Linked DNA regions of Homo sapiens: regions 1, 2, 3, 4 and 6 are each linked to region 5. The links are chromatin contacts, found by Hi-C or POLR2A ChIA-PET in ENCODE. All regions are on one chromosome and are shown on one strand. Each heading gives the region's core, a stretch centred on a gene start or an enhancer-like site at or near the end of the contact. The rest is flanking DNA. Distances are from core to core; before and after follow the strand shown. Region 1 holds the start of GPX4 (glutathione peroxidase 4). Region 2 overlaps GNG7 (G protein subunit gamma 7). Region 3 holds the start of GADD45B (growth arrest and DNA damage inducible beta). Region 4 holds the start of ABCA7 (ATP binding cassette subfamily A member 7). Region 5 holds the start of KLF16 (KLF transcription factor 16). Region 6 holds the start of SBNO2 (strawberry notch homolog 2).

Region 1 (2,700 bases), core at 1-2,500, 760 kb after region 5:
CCTTGGCGGAAAACTCGTGCATGGAGCGCGCACAGCGCCAGTCGTCCCGGGACGCGCACTGCAAGGCAAAGGAAGCTGAGCAGGGAGCGTGGACGGGAGGCTGAGCCCGGGACCCTGAGGCAGGAAGGGATCGGGAGCGGGTCGGTGGCGGGGACACCGAGGCCCTGCGGCCCTGAAGACCTGAACGCTCCTCCTCCTTAAACGCACACGCCCCCTTGTACTTCTGGTCCGGTTTTACCGGAGACCCGGAGGCCGGGAGAGGGTTCCAACCCCAAAATGTGCCACATTAGCCGGTGTGGGGGCCCCGCGCGCACCGGGTCCTGGGACTTGGGACATTCGTGGATCTCCGGTCGCAAGCTGCGGGGACAGGGCTTCTTCCGCCGGCGCCGCGCCCTCCTGCGCCTGCACGCTGGGGCCTTCCGCCGCCGAGGGGCTCGCGGCCGCCGCCTGCCCCGGCTCTGGCACCGCTGCCTGCGGCGCCCGGGGGAGCCTGCGCCCGCGCGGCCCATACCCGCCCGTCTCCCGCCCCTCCTGGCTCCCCCACCCCGAGCGCCGCTAGCGGGGACAAAGGGCCCGGAGGCCGTAGTCAGGACTGCGCGACTGTGACGCCACCGCGCTAGGCCAAGGTGCGGGGGCGGGGCGGCGCCCGGGGGCGCGTGATCCGGGATTTCCAGCCCTCCGCGCCCCCAACCGCTCGGGCGCAGCAGCCCCGCTCGGCCCGGAGACGCCCCGCCGTGGCCCTCAACGGTCCAGCTCCGCCCCAGCCGTCCCGGACCCCGCCCCCTGCAAGCCTGGACCCCCGACCCCGGCCCCGGCACGCGCGCCTGCAACGGCCTGGACGGCCCCTTCCCCGACCACGACCCGCGCGCGTGGAACAACCCCTTCCCCTTCCCCGACCCCAGCCCGCGCGCCTACAACGGCCTGGAGGGCCGCGGAGCGCGTCGCAGTACGGTCACCCGCGTCCGTGCCCGGCCGGGGGTGGGGAGGGGGAGCCCCCAGACGCCCCCCACCAAGGTCACTGGAGCCTGAGGGTTCCCCACGCCGGCGAGCGGAGGCAGGGATCGCGCGCCCGCCCCAACGGTCACCGGGCCGGCAACGGCCGCGGCGCTAGCTCACCATGGTCCCGGCCAGGCCAGGCGCGGCCAGAGCCCCACAGAGCAGCGCCGGCTTCAGTAGGCGGCAAAGGCGGCCGAGGCTCATCGCGGCGGGGCTGGGAGCCAGCGGCTCCTCCCCTCGTCCAGCCGACCAATGGACGCGCGTCGGCTTTCCGCGCCTCCTTTCCCACGGCCACGCCCTCCAGAGCGCTCATTGGTCAGACGCGTCGGTGTTGAGCGCTCGCGCCGACGTCAGCCAATGGGAGGCCGGAGTGGGAAGAAGGCGGGGAAGGGGGGGCGGGACCGGACGTGCGGACTTGTTGTTGGCGACTGCGCATGCTCGCTTGTGTCTAGGAGGCCGTGGCCTGGCTGGCGGCGCGTCGGGAGGCAGCGCAGTTATCCGGCTGGTTGACAGCAGCGCGGCCGCAGGCCAGACAACCTGAGAATACTACTTAAGACTCGTCGAGGGGGTTTGGTTTCTCCAACTCGCAGAAAAGTGTCCCCAACTCTTATTTACCTTTTTTTTTTTAAGACACGGGGTCTTGCTGTGTTGCCCAGGCTAACGTGCAGTGGCACGATCAGGGCACACTGCAGCCTCGACCTCCCAGGCTCAAGCGAACCTCCCGTCTCTGCTTCCCGAGTAGCTGGGACAACAGGCTCATCCACCATTCCTGGCTAATTATTGTTTTGTAGACATGGGGGTCTCGCTATGTTGCCTAGGCTGGTCTCAAACTTCTGACCTCAAGTGATCCTCCAGCCTCAGCTTCCCAAAAGTGCTGGGATCACATGCGTGAGCCAAAGGCTCGGCCGGGATTTGCCTTTTTTTTTTTTTTTTTTCCGAGACACAGTTTTTTTGCTCTTTTGCCCAGGCTGGAGTGCAGTGGCGCTATCTCAGCTCACTGCAACCTCCACCCAGCCCCCGGGTTCAAGCGATTCTCCTGACTCAGCCTCCTGAGTAGCTGGGATTACACGAGCGAGCCACCACACCCAGCTAATTTTTTTGTATTTTTAGTAGAGACGGGGTTTCACCATGTTGGCCAGGCTGATCTCGAACTCCTGACCTCAGGTGATCTGCCCGCCTAGGCCTCCCAGAGTGCTGGGATTACAGGTGTGAGCCACCGCATCCGGCCAAGGGATTTGCCTTTTTAATGTAAATGAAACCAAACTGAGTTGGGTTTGCTTCTCATCACAGCTCCATCTTATGGGGGTGTCCCTACCCTCACCCCTGCCATGGGCGCAGGGGGTCAGTGACTCCCCATCCTGGGTCTGGTTGCTGAGCCGCTTGTATAATGTGGGCACTGAGACCTGAGAGTCATCAAGACAGTTACCACTTAACTGAGAACCTGGAGTTTCCTGGGCTCCCACCCCCAGGGGCAGCTGCCCACGCAGGGACGCGCGGTATGTGCTCAGAAAATAAACACAAGTCTGGAGGGTTTTCTTACACTTCTAACATTACAAGGTATGGGCACACCCGAGCCCATACTGCCCCACATCTTGGCTTCCAACTCTGTTTTTCACTTCGTGGCTTGGACATGTGGCAACAGAAACACTCATCTCATACTTGGGAACTGAGTCACCGTGATTGGACTTTGACCCCTGTACAGGC
Region 2 (2,700 bases), core at 104-2,603, 760 kb before region 5:
AATTAGCCGGGTGTGGTGGCGGGCGCCTGTAGTCCCAGCTACTCAGGAGGCTGAGGCAGGAGAATGGCGTGAACCCGGGAGGCAGAGCTTGCAGTGAGCCGAGATCTCGCCACTGCACTCCAGCCTGGGTGACAGAGCAAGACTCCGTCTCAAAAGAGAGAGAAAAAAAAAAAAAGTTGATGAGGGTTTTGGGCAGGCAGAGGGAATCGAACTCACTCCTCCGTGGTGATCAGCATGAAGGAAGGGGAGAGAAAAGGGGCAGACGAGCCTCTTGTGGCTGCCATAACAGGTGACCACAGACCCGGAAGTATCAATCCGCAGACGTGTGTCCTCTCACGGTTCTGGAGGGCAGAAGTACTAAACCAAGCTGTCTGCAGAGCTGTGCTCCCCTGGGCGCTACAGGAGAGGATCCTTCCGCGTCCTCTGGCTTCTGGGGGCTCTGGCAAACCTGGCTTGTGCTTACCGTCGAATTGCTCCAGTCTCTGCTTCTGTTTTCTGCTGTCTCTCTGTGTCTCCTTCTTTGTTTTTGTTTGTTTGTTTGTTTGTTTGTTTTAGATGAGGTCTTGCTCTGTCACCCAGGCTGGAGTGCAGTGGTGCCATCTTGGCTCACTGCAACCTCTGCCTCCCAGGTTCAAGCAATTCTCCTGCCTCAGCCTCCCGAGTAGCTGGGATTACAGGCGCGCACCAACACGCCCGGCTAACTTTGTGTTTTTAGTAGAGATGAGGTTTGTCCATGTTGGTCAGGCTGGTCTCGAACTCCTTATCTCAGGTGATCTGCCCACCTCGGCCTCCCAAAGTGCTGGGATTACAGGAGTGAGCCACTGTGCCCAGCCATTTTTCTTTAATTAATTTTTTGTGTCTGGAGTCTTGCTGCTGTGTTGCACAGGCTGGAGTGCAGTGGCAGCATCATAGCTCACTGCAGCCCTGAAATCCTAGGGCTCAAGCAATCCTCCCGCCTCAGCTTCCCGAGTAGCTGGGACCACAGGTGTGGACCACCACATCCAGCTTCAACATAAGTTTTAAGCAAATGCAATTAGTCCGTAACAGTCATTTTCCGAGGTTCCCCGTGGACAAGAATTTTGAAGGGACGTCACTAAACCCCTTGCAAGGGAAGTGAGCTTTACTCAGGTCTCAGGAAGCTCCTGGGGTGTGCAGGAAGGGGCGAGGTCACCCCAGGAGGAAGGCGCTGTGCTAAGGAAAGGTGACTGTTGATGGGGCCCCCGTTTGCAGAAACCTGTATGAGTCGTACCACCTCTGTGTAATCTGCCACCTTCAGAGCGCCTGCAGGAAGGCGGCCACGTCACCCCTTTTATAAATGAAACTGGAAGCTCAGGCTGGGAAACCCAAGGTCACAGAACCCAGCCTCAAAGGCAGCCAGCATTTCCACCGCAGGAGTCTGTTCTCTGCACAGAGCTGTCTTGCTCTGTTGCCCGGAGCCAGAGTGCAATGGCACGATTTCGGCTCACTGCAACCTCCACTTCCCGGGTTCAAGCAATTCTCCTGCCTCAACCTCCCAAGTAGCTGGGATTACAGGCGCACAACACCACGCCCAGCTAACTGGCCGACCCACGTTGGCTGGGGGTGCTGACGGCATAAGCTCACCCCTAGGTCCCTCTAGGGTGGCCGATGACAGGACCCTAAGAAGCTCACCCCCAGCTGGGATGTTTCGTTGAAAATCTTCTCTTTTGCCTTTAGTTGCTTGAAAACATTGGACTCATACCCAAGAGCTTTCTAATTGGTTTCGATAGGAAACGGTTCTGAGGTTTCGCCTTTTTTAATATCCTGTTGGTCTGAGACTGGAGTGGCCCCTGGGGTGGCAGGTTTCCCGGTGCATGGGCCCAGCTCTGGTGTGTGGGTTGGGGGATCAGGACAGAGGTTTGTGAGGGGGGCAGTGACCTGCCTGCAGAGAGAGGGGTCGGGACGACGGCCTGTAGCCAGGGTGCAGGGGGATCTGCCTTTCTTTCATTCTACAGGGTCCTCTCCTCTCCCCTCCCCTCCCCTCCCCTCCCCTCCCCTCCCCTCTCCTCTTTTCTTTTCTGTTTTTGAGACAGAGTTTTGCTCTTGTTGCCCAGGCTGGAGTGCTATGGCGCGATCTCGGCTCACTGCAACCTGCAACCTCTACCTCCCGGGTTCAAGCAATTCTCCTGCCTCAGCCTCCCAAGTAGCTGCGAATACAGGCGCGCACCACCATGCCTGGCTAATTTTGTATTTTTAGTAGAGACGGGGTTTCTTTATGTTGGTCAGGCTGGTCTTGAACTCCCGACCTCAGGTGATCCGCGCCCCCCCCTCGTCCTCCCAAAATGCTAGGATTAGCTTTATTGAGATATAACTGACACAGCGTAAAACTCACCCTTTAAAAATGTGCAGCTCAGCGGTTTTTACATTCACAGAGTTGTGCAACCATCTCCTTTATCTAATTCCGGAACATCCTATCACCCCCAAAAGAAGCCCTGTCCCCCATGAGCAGTCACTCCCCATCTCCCCCCGGCAGCCCTGCCACACACGCATCCCCTCCCTGTCCCCATGGATGGGCCTGTCCTGGACATTTCGTAGAAATGGGATCACACACTGCGTGGCCCTCTGTCTCTGGCTCCTTTCATAGAGTGTGATGTCCTCAAGGTCCATCCACACTGTGGCCGGCATCAGAGCCTTGTTCCTTTTCATGGCTGAGTCCTGCTCCATGGTGGCGTTTGCTGTACC
Region 3 (2,813 bases), core at 1-2,500, 610 kb before region 5:
CTGCCCACGGGACATGCCAAACGTGGCTGAGCGCTGAGCTGTGCAGGACCAGTCAGCCCGACTTTGTTGACAAACACCGGCCCAGGTGCCCGGGCGTGGCGGGGCAGGGCAGAGGCCCGACTCACCGTGACCAGGAGACAATGCAGGTCTCGGGCCTCGGTGGTGCCCTGGGTCTCGGCCGGCTCTCCCAGGAGCTGCGCCAGGCGCTGCATGCCCGACACCCGCACGATGTTGATGTCGTTGTCACAGCAGAAGGACTGGATGAGCGTGAAGTGGATTTGCAGGGCGATGTCATCCTCCTCCTCCTCGTCAATGGCCAAGAGGCAGAGGACCACGCTGTCTGGGTCCCTGAGGGGGCCAAAGGGTAGGGATGGGTCAGCCGGGGACAGGGGAGGGGCCACCGTGCAGGGGGAGTTTGCAAAAAAGGAGCGTGCAAGAGCAAAAGAGAAACTGCAAGGGTGCAGGGGATTGCCTCTGCAAGCTGGTGACGGTGGGGGGAGGGGAGGGCACACGGTTCAAAGTATGGGGTAGGGGGAGACAGGCCCACGGCGGGAGGGGTGTTTGCAGACGATACATCAGGATACGGCAGCCCCCGATCCACAAAACGGCAGAGAAGCTCTGCATCCACAGCGGGGGGCACTTGGGGAAGTCCCAGCTCCATGCAAGACAAGCGTGCGGAAAGCGTCCAGAGCGGAGGGGAGGTCCCGTCCCACCCGCGCCCAGCCCGGGAAGGGGGTCTGACTCACACATTCATCAACTTGGCCGACTCGTACACCCCCACTGTGAGGCGATCCTGGCGCTGAGCGGCCACCAAAAGCTCCTCCACCGCGGCGGTCACCGTCTGCATCCTGAGACCAGGAAAGAGGGATCAGTGACGGGCGGACCACCGGGTGCTACGTTCCGCTCCCGGCCCGGCCCAACCCGACCCATCCCGTCCCGGCTGACCTCAGGCGGCGGCAGCCCCGGCTACTTACTTCTGCGCCGCGTTGTCGCACGCCACGAGCTCTTCCAGCGTCATGTTGCAATTATAATCCACAGTGGATGCGGCTCCACGGCAGTCCCCAGGGAGAAATTGCAAAATCCGAGCCAGAGAGCCCAAAACCTTCCCACAGAGCTAGAGCGCTCGTCCAAGACCTTCGGGAAGCAGCGAAATCCTTCCAGAAAAGGCGGAAAAATATATTGCAAAGTCCTTGGCGAGGATAATCCAGGAAGTTGCGGAAACCAACGGTAGTCCGACGCTTCGGCGATCTGAGCTGGGAGCCTCCGGCACCGACTTTTATAGACTTGAACATTGGGCGTGGCCTCAGTGGAGTCATTCGCCCCTCCTATTGGTGGAAAGACAAGGGCGAGTGCAGCTAGCTCTGCGGTTGGCCGACGGAGGGGAGGGGGAGGAGCGGCGTGCGGGGGCGCCCCACGTGGGGGCGAGAACCGGGAGGAGGGCGCGCGGGGGCCGGGTAGGTGACCGCGAATGCCAGAAAAGAAAAAAAAGCAGAAGTTTTTTTCTCCTGATTTCCCGGCAGCCGAGCCGCGGTTCGGGGCGCGCGCGGGATTTCCAGCGCGCGAGGCGGCCCGGACTTTCGGGGGGGCCTGGAATCCCCTCCCGATCCGCGGAGAGTCCCGGACCGCGCCTTTCCCAAGTTCTGCTGGGGGTGGAGGGGCTGCACCGGGAAGGGGCCCCGTTTGCAGCGTGATCTCGCCCAGGTGGTGGTGAGGGCCGGAGTCTCTCCTGGCTGCGACGACCCCAGCCCCTGGGTGATTTCGCTTCTCCCGGCCTCTCTGTTCCCGTCTGAGTAATGGGTCTGCAGCGCCGGCCTCGCTGGTTTGCAGAGCATGGCATAAAATACGGCTGACAGTAAGAGCCCAATACACATCAGCTGTCACCTGGTGGTCGCGGGAGGCCTCCTCGAGGGCCCCGAAAGTGGGAGGTTGCAAAGCCCGGGGCGCTCTGGAGAAGAAAGTGGGCGCCTCCTCGCCGACCCCGCGAGTATCAGGGTGGGGTGCGCGTGGGAGGTGCAGGTGGCGCGGCCCCGCCCCCGCCGGCTGCCTGGCGTTCCAGCCTTTGCCCGTGCGGAGGCCTCCAGGCCCTGGAGAAAGCCATTGTTGAGGGGAATGGTGCAGGCTCCGGCTGCACGCCGCCACCCAGGGCCCACGTGCAAGGATGACGGCTACTTTTATTTCTCACTCCGGGGTGGGCGCTGACCTGCATTGAGTGCGTGGTGCGGACCTGGTACCCCCCACCCCTCCGGATTCATGGATGATTTAATCCAAGACCTGGGAAGCAGGGGGGATGCTTATGTGCATTATGCAAAAGGGGAAACTGAGGCTTGGTGAGGCCATAGGCTAGTTCGTGTTGGAGCCACGCGTGTGCGCCAGGCACGGCCGCCTGCAGGACTCCGCCGCCCCGGGAAGGCTGTTCAGGAGCGAGGCTGGCAGGCCCCGCATGACAACGTCTCCCACGGTCGACTGGGGGCTCCCGGGTGACTCACATCTGAGTCCCCTCCCCCGCCAGCCTGGGGTCTGGCCTCCGCCCGGCGGCTCACTTTCCCCAGTTGCCCGGCTCCCCGGCCCGCGGGTCCGGCTGACGCATCCCACCTCCTCCGCGCCGCCCACCGCTGGGGCACGAAATGTCCCGGGGCTGCGAGGCGCGGTGGCGCCATCTGGTGGCCGCGCCGAGTTTCTGCGCCCTCAGCGCCGGAAGAGAGGGACGGACGGGCGGGGCACTGGGCTGGAGGCGGGGGATAAGGGGACCGTGGCGGTTGCAACGTTTTATGTAACTTTATGCAATGTTTTACGCATGCAACATACATATTTAT
Region 4 (2,703 bases), core at 1-2,500, 820 kb after region 5:
GACTGGGCAGGGGACGGGACAGAGAGGTCAGGACAACGGTCGGGCTGAAGACGTGCGGTGCGGCTGCGGGCAACTCCCTGCCCCTTTCTGAACCTCATTCCTTTATCCCACAGCGCAGGGTTCCTGGAAGCTCTGATTAGAGCGAGGCAAACAGTAGTCACTCGATAAAGAGGCTCCGCTACCCCAGGGGTGGAGTAAACCAATGGGAGCGCAACCCGCAGCCGTCCTCGCATCTGATTGGCTGCCAGGACTGTCGCTCTGAGCAGGGCTGACAGCTGGGGACTTAAAGATCATCCTCTAATCCTCCAGGGACCGAGTTTGGGCTTAACGCTTTCGTCACCAGGCTCCACCCCAAGCCTCACCTGGAAGCCTCTTCCAGGTCCTGACCCCCAGCCTCCTGCCTGGCCCAGCCCAGGCAAGGATTCCTTTCCCCTCACTGTTCTCCGAAGATAACAGCAACGAATATTGGCAGTGCTGGACATTTCACACGCCCAGGGGAAGTGCTGGACTATCACCCCACTCTACAGAAGTGGAAACCGAGGCCCAAGAAAGCAAACCCAGGCACCCAGAGAGACAGGCAGTTGCCCAGCTGGAGGCACGACCCCAGCTCTGCCCACACCTTATGTAGCATTAATCGCTCAGAGGGACCGCGGGAGCCAGAGAAAGAGTCAGGCGAAGGGGCTGGGATAGAGACTCCTGGAGTCAGCGATTCCTGATCTATTTTCCTTGGGCCGGTCCACCTCTGACACAGATGGAGAATCTGACGCTGACAGAGGGGCAGGAAGTTGCTAAAGGTGACCAGGCCGGAACTGGGACCTCAGACCCAGACCCTTACGCCAGGGTTCTTTCCTTTACATCAAGCGGGACTTAGGATCTGGGGGAGTGGGCTCAGTTTCTCCATTTGTAAGACGGGGCAAGGGGGAGTGCAGGAGTTCTAACGGGCAGGGGGCTGCAGGTGTGTGATCGGCAAAGGCCCTCTTAAGGGTCCCAGATGTCCGATGCCCCCCTTGAGAATCAGTGATCAATTCAGCCGTCGTCAACATTCACCGGAAGGAGGTCAGAGGCTGGACCCCCTAATTCCCAGGGAACTTGCATCCCTCCCGGCCCCAACCCCGCATTCTCGAGTCTCGGGCCTTCTTCCCTCTCCGAGTCCTTCTCACCTTCCAGGGGCTCCGCAGCTCTTGCCGCCTTCCCTCCGCCCAGCAGCAGGCAGGGAGCGCGCCGCCCCTTAAGCCAAGTGCGCTGAGCTTGCCCGCGCAGGTAGCAGCGCCGGGGCACGCCCCTGCCTCTGCACGCTGCTATTGGGCGACCTGCCCGTCACTCACTGGCCTGCTCCGTCGGAGCTGCGCGGGCCAAGGGAGGAGACGGGATCACAGAAGGGCCTCGCCTAGCCGGGTTTCTTAAAGGGACCGCGCGGCTCTTGCTGCATCACCGTAGGGTGGCGGAGTGCCCGGCAGGTCCCAGGCAGGCCGCCCTCCGGGAACGAGGCTGCGCTGTCTTTGGGGAGCCAGGCTGCCTCCCCACGTTGTATAACCGGCTGCAATACCGCAGCTCCGAATTGCAGGAGTTCCCTCTGTCCCCGCTGTCCCCGGGGCTGGCCAGGCTCCCTCTAGTTTAGTCCAGACTCTGGGACTACACTCGTCCGTCTGTAAAGTAGGGGTTCCACTAGATCATTCGTTCATTCATTCATTCCACGAACGCTCCTCGGCTTCTGCAGAGGATGGCAGGAGGGGGAGGGGGCCAACATTCTAGAGTCTCCGATTATAGTGGCTACCCTGATTTTGAGGAAAACCCGTTTCCCACTCTGGAAGAAGAGTTGAAATAAACTCTTCAGGCTGGAGGTGAAGCTGAAATGGGAGCGTGTGGGTCCACAGCTTTGAAGGCGCTGGGGAGAGTGAGAGGCGTGGGGACGGCTCCCGCGGCAGGAGGTGGCATTGCCGTTGGGGCTTTGAGGATAAATAGGAGTTCGCCAACGGGGAGACATCCAGGCTGAGGCCACGAGACTTGCGCTGTAAGGTAGAGTGCAGCCAAAGCGCATGGGGGGCATTTGAGGGAACTGCCTCTTCTCCAAATGGCCAGGAAGCCCAGCCTCTCCCTCTACCCCAAGTCCCGGCCCTTCAAATCATTCATTCCACCCAGACTCACCTGTGGCTTCAGCTTTTGCTCCTCCTCCCAATGGTGAGGTGGACATTTTCCCCTTGATCCCCCCATCCCCCAAGACCTCCTCTCTCCCCACAAAAGCATCAAAGCAAAGCACGCCCTCATCGACGCCAACTCTCTTGGCCACCTTCTCTTCGTACAAACAGAGGTTTTATTGCGTTTGGTCCACAGTCGTATTTCACATTATCTCACGGAGCAGGTCCCCTGGGTGGGGGGTCCCTGTGCAGTACTTGGCGGGGCATGTGGCCGGGGAAGATGGAGCAGTATAAGCTGGTCGGGCCCAGAAGGGAGGAGGGCTGGGGGCTCCTTAAAACCTACTGAGGGGCTGGGCACGGTGGCTCACACCTGTAATCTCAGCGCTTGGGGAGGCGGAGGCGGGCGGATCACACCTGAGGCCAGGAGTTCGAGACCAGCCTGGCCAACATGGGGAAACCCCATCTCTACTAAAAATACAAAAATTAGCCGGGCGTGGTGGAGCACCTGCAGTCCTAGCTACTCAGGAGGCTGAGGCTGGAGAATCGCTTGAGCCCGGAAGGTGGAGGT
Region 5 (2,700 bases), core at 50-2,549:
CGCCGGAGCTGGGAAGGGGCGGGAGCGCGGTCGCGACCGAGGGGGGCCGCCCAGTTTCTGTGCCCCCGCCGCCTTGGGCCTGCGAACTGGGCCATCCGCGTCCCTGGTGTCCCCCCTAATATTTAACAAGTTGGCCTGGACGTCCTCGCGGCCGGGAGGCCCGAATACCTGGCCTCAGTTTTCCCGTCCGAACCCCAAGAATCGATGCCTGGGAATGGAAAGAGAAGCCCCGGACCCCGGTGTCCCAGCAGGGCGGGGAACCTCTGACCCGCTCAGGCGCCCCCAGCCCAGCCCAGCCCTTTGCGTTCGGCCCCCTCTTCCCGTCCCCCTATCCCGACCCTCTGGGACCCAACCGGCCCTCCCCACCCCCAGTGGGGCGCGCTCTAGTAGCTCCGGAACTGGGTGCAAAAAGAGGAACGAACGCAGCCTTGCCCCACCCTCCCGGGCCCCGCCGCGGGCGCGGGATACCGGGTGTCTCGGCCGGGAGGCTCCGAGGGGCTCTGTGAGCGGCGAGGGGGAACCCCAGAGAAGAGGACGAGCAGATGCCTGAGTGCGGGGTCAAAGCAGGGCCCCAGGCCGGGAGAAGAGGGGGGAAGGGTCGCGCACGTGGCCTGGGGGCGGGGCCGGCCGCTTCCGCACCCCTCCAACCCCGGCCACGTGGGGATCGGAGCCCTCCTCCATCGCGAACGGGGGCGCGCCCGGGGCCAGGAGGGAAGCATCCGGGGAGGGGGCGGGCTCCCGCCGGCCGCGCGCCCCGGCGTGGGGTGGGCGCGCCAGCGAGGAGGCGGGGCGCGCTCTGGGAGGGAGGGGCGTGCCGGGATGGGGCGGGGCGCGCTCTCGGAAGGAGGGGCGTGCCGGAGAGGGGGCGGGGTCCTCGGCCTCCCGCCCCGGCTTGAGGGGGTGGTGCTCCGGGAAAGGGTACGGGGGCGCGCGCTGGAGTGGGGCGCGCCGGGAGGGGGCGGGGCTCCCGGCCTTGCACCCTAGCGCGGAGAAGGCGCGCTCCGGGCCTAAGACGCTAGGCGCTGGCGGAGGCCGGAGTGGGCGCGCCGGGGGGCGGGTTCCTCCGGCCCGAGCCCCGCCCCCGGCGGCCGCGCGCGGCTCGGAGAGTGGTGGAGGGCGCGCCGGGCGGGGGGCGTGGCTGCGGCGCCCCGAGGGGGCGTCCTCCGGGCGGGGCGGGCTGTGGCCGCCCCCGCGGGCTCCGGTGCGTCAGGACGCGTCAGGCGGGGCGGGGCAGGCCGAGCGCGGGCGTCGGCGGCGGCGCGCGCCGGGCCTCCTCCTCCTCCTCCTCCGCCTCCCGCACTCGAGCAGCCGCCGCCGGCCGGACGGACGCCGCTCCCGCCGCCTCCGCTCCGCCCGCCGCGCCGCGCGCCCTTGCTCGGCATGTCGGCGGCCGTGGCGTGCGTGGATTACTTCGCCGCCGACGTGCTCATGGCCATCTCTTCGGGCGCCGTGGTGCACCGCGGGCGGCCCGGCCCCGAGGGCGCGGGCCCCGCCGCCGGCCTGGATGTGCGCGCGGCGCGCCGCGAGGCCGCCTCACCCGGGACCCCGGGGCCACCCCCGCCGCCCCCCGCCGCTTCTGGCCCGGGCCCCGGCGCCGCCGCGGCGCCCCACCTGCTGGCCGCCAGCATCCTGGCCGACCTGCGCGGCGGACCCGGAGCCGCCCCGGGGGGCGCCTCGCCCGCCTCCTCCTCCTCAGCCGCCTCGTCCCCGTCCTCGGGCCGCGCCCCCGGCGCCGCGCCCTCCGCCGCCGCCAAGAGCCACCGCTGTCCCTTCCCGGACTGCGCCAAAGCCTACTACAAGTCCTCGCACCTAAAGTCGCACCTGCGGACGCACACAGGTGAGTGCAGCCGCGATCCCGGCCCTTGCGGGGGCGGCCGCCTGAGACCCCTCCCCCGCCAGGACCCCGAAACTGCGTGGCGCGTGGGGGGCGGGGAGGGGGGCGCGCCCGGGCCGCCGCCGCGCCGGCCGGCAGGGCGGGGCCTCGGTGGGTGGGGCGCGCGCGGGGGGCGTGGCGGCCACGCGGTCGGGCGGCGAGCGGATGGCCGCCCCGGCGGCAGTGGCGGGGGCTCCGGGGGCCCAGCGAGGTCTGCGGGCGGGATTGAGACTCCTGGGCAGACCACCTCTCTCCCTTTCTGGGCCTTGTTCCGTTTTTTTTTTTTTCTTTTGCGTTCTGGTCTGGGCGGTGGGCACCGTGGTTGGAGCATCCGGCTCTGGGGTTCTGGGTTCTCCCCCTCCCCCAGCCTCAGTTTCCTTATCTGTGAAAATGGAGGAGGAACCGCGTCGCCGCCGCCGGGGTGGCCGCGCGGATTCTCCCCAGAGGTCGGCAGAGCACCTGGCGTGGGGCCAGGATGGGGGGAGCCCGGCACGTTTTCTCTGCGTTCTCTGTATTTTAACGAGGGGGAGGGCGAGGCTAGGAGCGCGGGTTGGGGCCTGAGTCTGGGCGGGGGAACTTCATAGTATTGGAGGACCCTCGAGGGGCTCGGGTCCACACTGCTGTATTTCCCTGGCGTGTTTGTTCACCCCTACCTGGCGGGCGATTCGGGAAGGTGCGCGTAGTTGGAGCGCTTCGGCTACACCAACGCCCCTCCTAGCGCAGTCCCCGGGGCGGCGAGGGGAACCGGGAGCCTGGTGGGCCTGGCTGTATTTTTTCACTCCGTCCCCTCCTAGGGTTCCACTTTCTGGACTGGGAGTTTGGACTGG
Region 6 (2,718 bases), core at 53-2,552, 690 kb after region 5:
TTGGAGTGTCTGGTCCTGGTTCTCTCTCCCCTAGACCAGGGGCTTTCTGATGTTGGGACAGACAGCTGAGTCCTCTGTGAGACCCTGGGTTTTCCCAGCTCATGACCAAGCACAGAGCAGCATCGATTAGAAGTCACTGAATGAATTAACAAAGTCATGGAGAAATCAACTCTAGTTTCAGGGGGTTGGAATGGGGGCAGAGGCCTCTGGCTTGTGGCTGCTTGGGTCCAGGGAGCTGTATCAGTATTGTCATGGCTGAAATTGGGCTGGGGAGGCGGTGGTGCCTCCCACACTGGATCTGCCTTCACTGGCTCAAGTCACAGGAAAAGTGCCCTGAGACTCCAGCTCCCCACGCAGGGCAGCCTCCCACCACAGCCACCGAGAGGAGGAGCCCCTCAGGCCCCCGTGGCCCTGCCTGAAAGGATCCTGCTCTCTTGGGGGTAGCCCCTGGGACTTACCCAAACCCCCATGTGCCAGTCACCATGCTGAAGCGTCCAGAACTGTATTTGGTTAGGGAGAGAGATTAATGAACAGAGATAACTTTTCGTGAGAGAGTATGTCTGACAGGCCCAGAGGTGATGATTTTATTTCATTTTATTTTATTTCGTTATTTATTTATTTATTTTTGAGATGGAGTCTCACTCTGTTGCCCGGGCTGGAGTGCAGTGGTGCGATCTCAGCTCACTGCAATAACTACCTCCCAGGTTCAAGCGATACTACTGCCTCAGCCTCCTGAGTAGCTGGGATTACAGGTGCCCGCCATCACGCCCAGCTAATTTTTGTATATTTAGTAGAGACGGGGTTTCATCATATTGTCCAGGTTGGCCTCAAACTCCCGACCTCAAGTGATCCATCCGCCTCAGCCTCTCAAAGTGCTGCGATTACAGGCGTGAGCCACTGCGCCCGGCTGGTGATCGTCTTAGTAGCTTTTGAGGGAGTCTCAGTTTAAAAGTCTCGGGTGAGTGAGCCCCAGTGGGGGACGTGGCACATGCAGAGGCTTGGAGGGGGTTCTGAGGAAGGAGGAAAAAAGGGGATGCTGTACCACAAAGCAGATTCCATTTCACCAGCACGGTGCAGAAGAGGAAACTGAGGCTTGAGGAGGTGAAAGCACATGCTGGGGTCTCAAGAGAACCAGGCAGGGCGGGATTCGAACCCAGAGCCGTAGGAGTCCCAGCCCCTTCCGAATAGCGGAAGGACCTCAAGGGATTGGCTTGGAAGGTGGCCCCGCCCCCGAACCGAGACCACGCCCCCGCAGGTGGAGGCCCCGCCCCGCGGCATGACCGGAAGTGCGCGGGGCCCCCAAGATGGCGCCCGAAACCCGGAAGTGAGCGGCGGCAGCTGCGAGGCTCGGAGAAACAGGCGCCGCGGGCTCCGCGCCCGGCCGGACCCGGGCCCGAGGTGAGGCTCTGGTTGCGACCCCCGCCCCGGCTCCACCGCGACCCCTGCCTGGCCCGACCCCGCTTGTGGGTCCGGCGCTCCCCGCGGACCCCTGCGCCCGGGGCTGGGGGTTCTGGGGGCCGTGGGGCGGGGGCGAGCGCGGCGGGACCCCCGCCCTCCGCCGCGACCCCTTCCGACCCCGCCCTTCGCCGCCAACGTTGACCCCGCGCTGCCCCGCGACCACCGCCGTGAACCTTGACCTGCCCCCCCGCCCCCCGGCGACCCCCTGCCGTGAACCTTAACCCTACCTTCCACGACAACCCTCCCAACCTTTCCTTCCCGCTCTTCCGGGTGACTCCCTGTACCGCGCAGCTTGGTGACCCCCGACCTTTCGTTTTCTGGTAACCCTTGACCCCGCACTCATCGGTGCCCCCGAGCCCCTTGGTGACCCCGCACCCGCTTTTCCTCGGTATCCTGGCCTTCCCTTTTGGGGACTCTCGACTCCATGCGCCTCGTGACCTCGACCCCTTCCTGGGAGTGACCCCCGGTCTCTCCCGCCGCCCCGATTCCTGACTCCAGGCTCCTCGGGCGTTCGTGCCCCTTCCTCCTCCTTGTCCCCGGTCCCAGGACCCTTGCCTTCTCGGCCCCGCAGCGCAGCCCTGTCTCCCTCCCTCCCCTTGCTCCCCGCCCCTCCCGCTCCTGGGGCCTCCGACTTCTCTTCTGGGGCAGATGGTTTTTCGGTTTCTGCATGGAGGTCCCCCGGTTTGGGATGGGGGCTTGCTGATATTAGGTGACCCCGGGGCCGTCTGGGCGGAGTCTGCAGAGCGTGTTGGGGGTGGGAGTGCGGGTCGCATTCAAACCCGGCTTCCAGGGACAGGCGGGAGGGAGGGTAGCGGGCTGAGATGGCCCGAGTGGGGCCCGGGAGCAGCGTGTGTCGGTGAAGGGGAAGCGCAGGCCTCCTGGTGGGTCCTGTCCCCCGTAGGGCACTCTTCCCACCACCCCAGAGTCCCGAAGAATAAGGCAGGTGGGGCCTGGAGGGACCAATCCCCAGACTGACCTGGGGCGTGGGGGGCAGGCGTTGTGGAGAGCCCACCCAGCGCCTCCAGGGACGCCGGGCACGGATGGTGCTGGGGCAGGGACGGTGGGTGTCTCCCTGGATGAACTGATTAACATTCTGAAAAGTTAAAAAAAAAAAAAAAAAATCTCTTAAATGTGTAGCCGGGGCCTCCCCTGGCTGCTTCTTCCCGGAATGCCTGTTGTTCCCGCCTGCTCAGAACGTCCTTCCTGCCTGTGACTGCTGGGACGGGACGGGATAGGTTTGGTGCCATCTGTTGCACGCCC

What was found. A loop is a pair of places that touch in the nucleus more often than their neighbours do. ChIA-PET counts read pairs that join two places held with the same protein, here RNA polymerase II (POLR2A). Pooled maps may share reads with other maps.
Region 1: a pooled map shows a loop between it and region 5 (6-fold over the local background). The contact joins the promoter of GPX4 here to the promoter of KLF16 in region 5. A Hi-C loop is called at or near these places in 1 of 37 single-sample maps with no recorded cell type and 5 of 50 pooled maps. POLR2A ChIA-PET finds 5 or more read pairs at or near these places in 1 of 52 experiments (activated CD4-positive, alpha-beta T cell).
Region 2: a loop to region 5 is called in a pooled map, with 4 times the contacts of the local background. The contact joins the enhancer-like site here to the promoter of KLF16 in region 5. A Hi-C loop is called at or near these places in 2 of 37 single-sample maps with no recorded cell type and 5 of 50 pooled maps. POLR2A ChIA-PET finds 5 or more read pairs at or near these places in 1 of 52 experiments (activated T-cell).
Region 3: a loop to region 5 is called in a pooled map, with 9 times the contacts of the local background. The contact joins the promoter of GADD45B here to the promoter of KLF16 in region 5. A Hi-C loop is called at or near these places in 5 of 50 pooled maps. POLR2A ChIA-PET finds 5 or more read pairs at or near these places in 2 of 52 experiments (K562 and activated CD4-positive, alpha-beta T cell).
Region 4: a map with no recorded cell type shows a loop between it and region 5 (5-fold over the local background). The contact joins the promoter of ABCA7 here to the promoter of KLF16 in region 5. A Hi-C loop is called at or near these places in 2 of 37 single-sample maps with no recorded cell type and 3 of 50 pooled maps.
Region 6: a loop to region 5 is called in a pooled map, with 4 times the contacts of the local background. The contact joins the promoter of SBNO2 here to the promoter of KLF16 in region 5. A Hi-C loop is called at or near these places in 1 of 50 pooled maps. POLR2A ChIA-PET finds 5 or more read pairs at or near these places in 3 of 52 experiments (PC-9, endothelial cell of umbilical vein and naive thymus-derived CD8-positive, alpha-beta T cell).

The regions. Positions count from the first base shown.
Region 1 is chr19:1,102,544-1,105,243 of GRCh38, reverse strand. It overlaps GPX4 (glutathione peroxidase 4), which reads right to left and starts at 1,250. Exons shown (of 7, transcript NM_002085.5): 1 at 1,117-1,250; 2 at 1-58. The coding sequence starts at 1,200. RefSeq lists silencers at 415-1,434, 1,445-1,524 and enhancers at 2,127-2,206, 2,227-2,276, 2,307-2,676.
Region 2 is chr19:2,619,549-2,622,248 of GRCh38, reverse strand. All of the region lies in intron 2 of GNG7 (G protein subunit gamma 7), which reads left to right. Among named protein-coding and RNA genes, the nearest start is that of MIR7850, 9.8 kb to the left of the region's middle. RefSeq lists enhancers at 73-272, 1,152-1,451. Within about 2 kb of position 1,353, at least 25 of the 41 ENCODE cell types and tissues checked have a DNase peak (open chromatin) inside an H3K27ac peak, as active enhancers do.
Region 3 is chr19:2,474,564-2,477,376 of GRCh38, reverse strand. It overlaps GADD45B (growth arrest and DNA damage inducible beta), which reads right to left and starts at 1,250. Exons shown (of 4, transcript NM_015675.4): 1 at 975-1,250; 2 at 747-848; 3 at 126-348. The coding sequence starts at 1,018. RefSeq lists enhancers at 1-9, 80-239, 250-359, 1-590, 520-609 and 2 more and silencers at 1,990-2,099, 2,470-2,609.
Region 4 is chr19:1,038,654-1,041,356 of GRCh38, reverse strand. ABCA7 (ATP binding cassette subfamily A member 7) reads right to left here and starts at 1,250. Exons shown (of 47, transcript NM_019112.4): 1 at 1,161-1,250; 2 at 1-132. It overlaps CNN2 (calponin 2), which reads right to left. Exons shown (of 7, transcript NM_004368.4): 7 at 2,292-2,703. RefSeq lists enhancers at 1-203, 2,096-2,595, 2,596-2,703, 2,685-2,703 and a silencer at 115-254.
Region 5 is chr19:1,862,178-1,864,877 of GRCh38, reverse strand. KLF16 (KLF transcription factor 16) reads left to right here and starts at 1,299. Exons shown (of 2, transcript NM_031918.4): 1 at 1,299-1,837. The coding sequence starts at 1,381. RefSeq lists silencers at 1-156, 227-1,326, 1,657-1,836, 1,887-2,056 and a promoter at 206-1,410.
Region 6 is chr19:1,172,852-1,175,569 of GRCh38, reverse strand. SBNO2 (strawberry notch homolog 2) reads left to right here and starts at 1,302. Exons shown (of 32, transcript NM_014963.3): 1 at 1,302-1,398. It overlaps LOC102725180 (collagen alpha-1(VII) chain), which reads right to left. Exons shown (of 3, transcript XR_005647046.2): 2 at 1,686-2,551; 3 at 577-1,010. RefSeq lists enhancers at 942-991, 2,376-2,718 and a silencer at 1,132-1,441.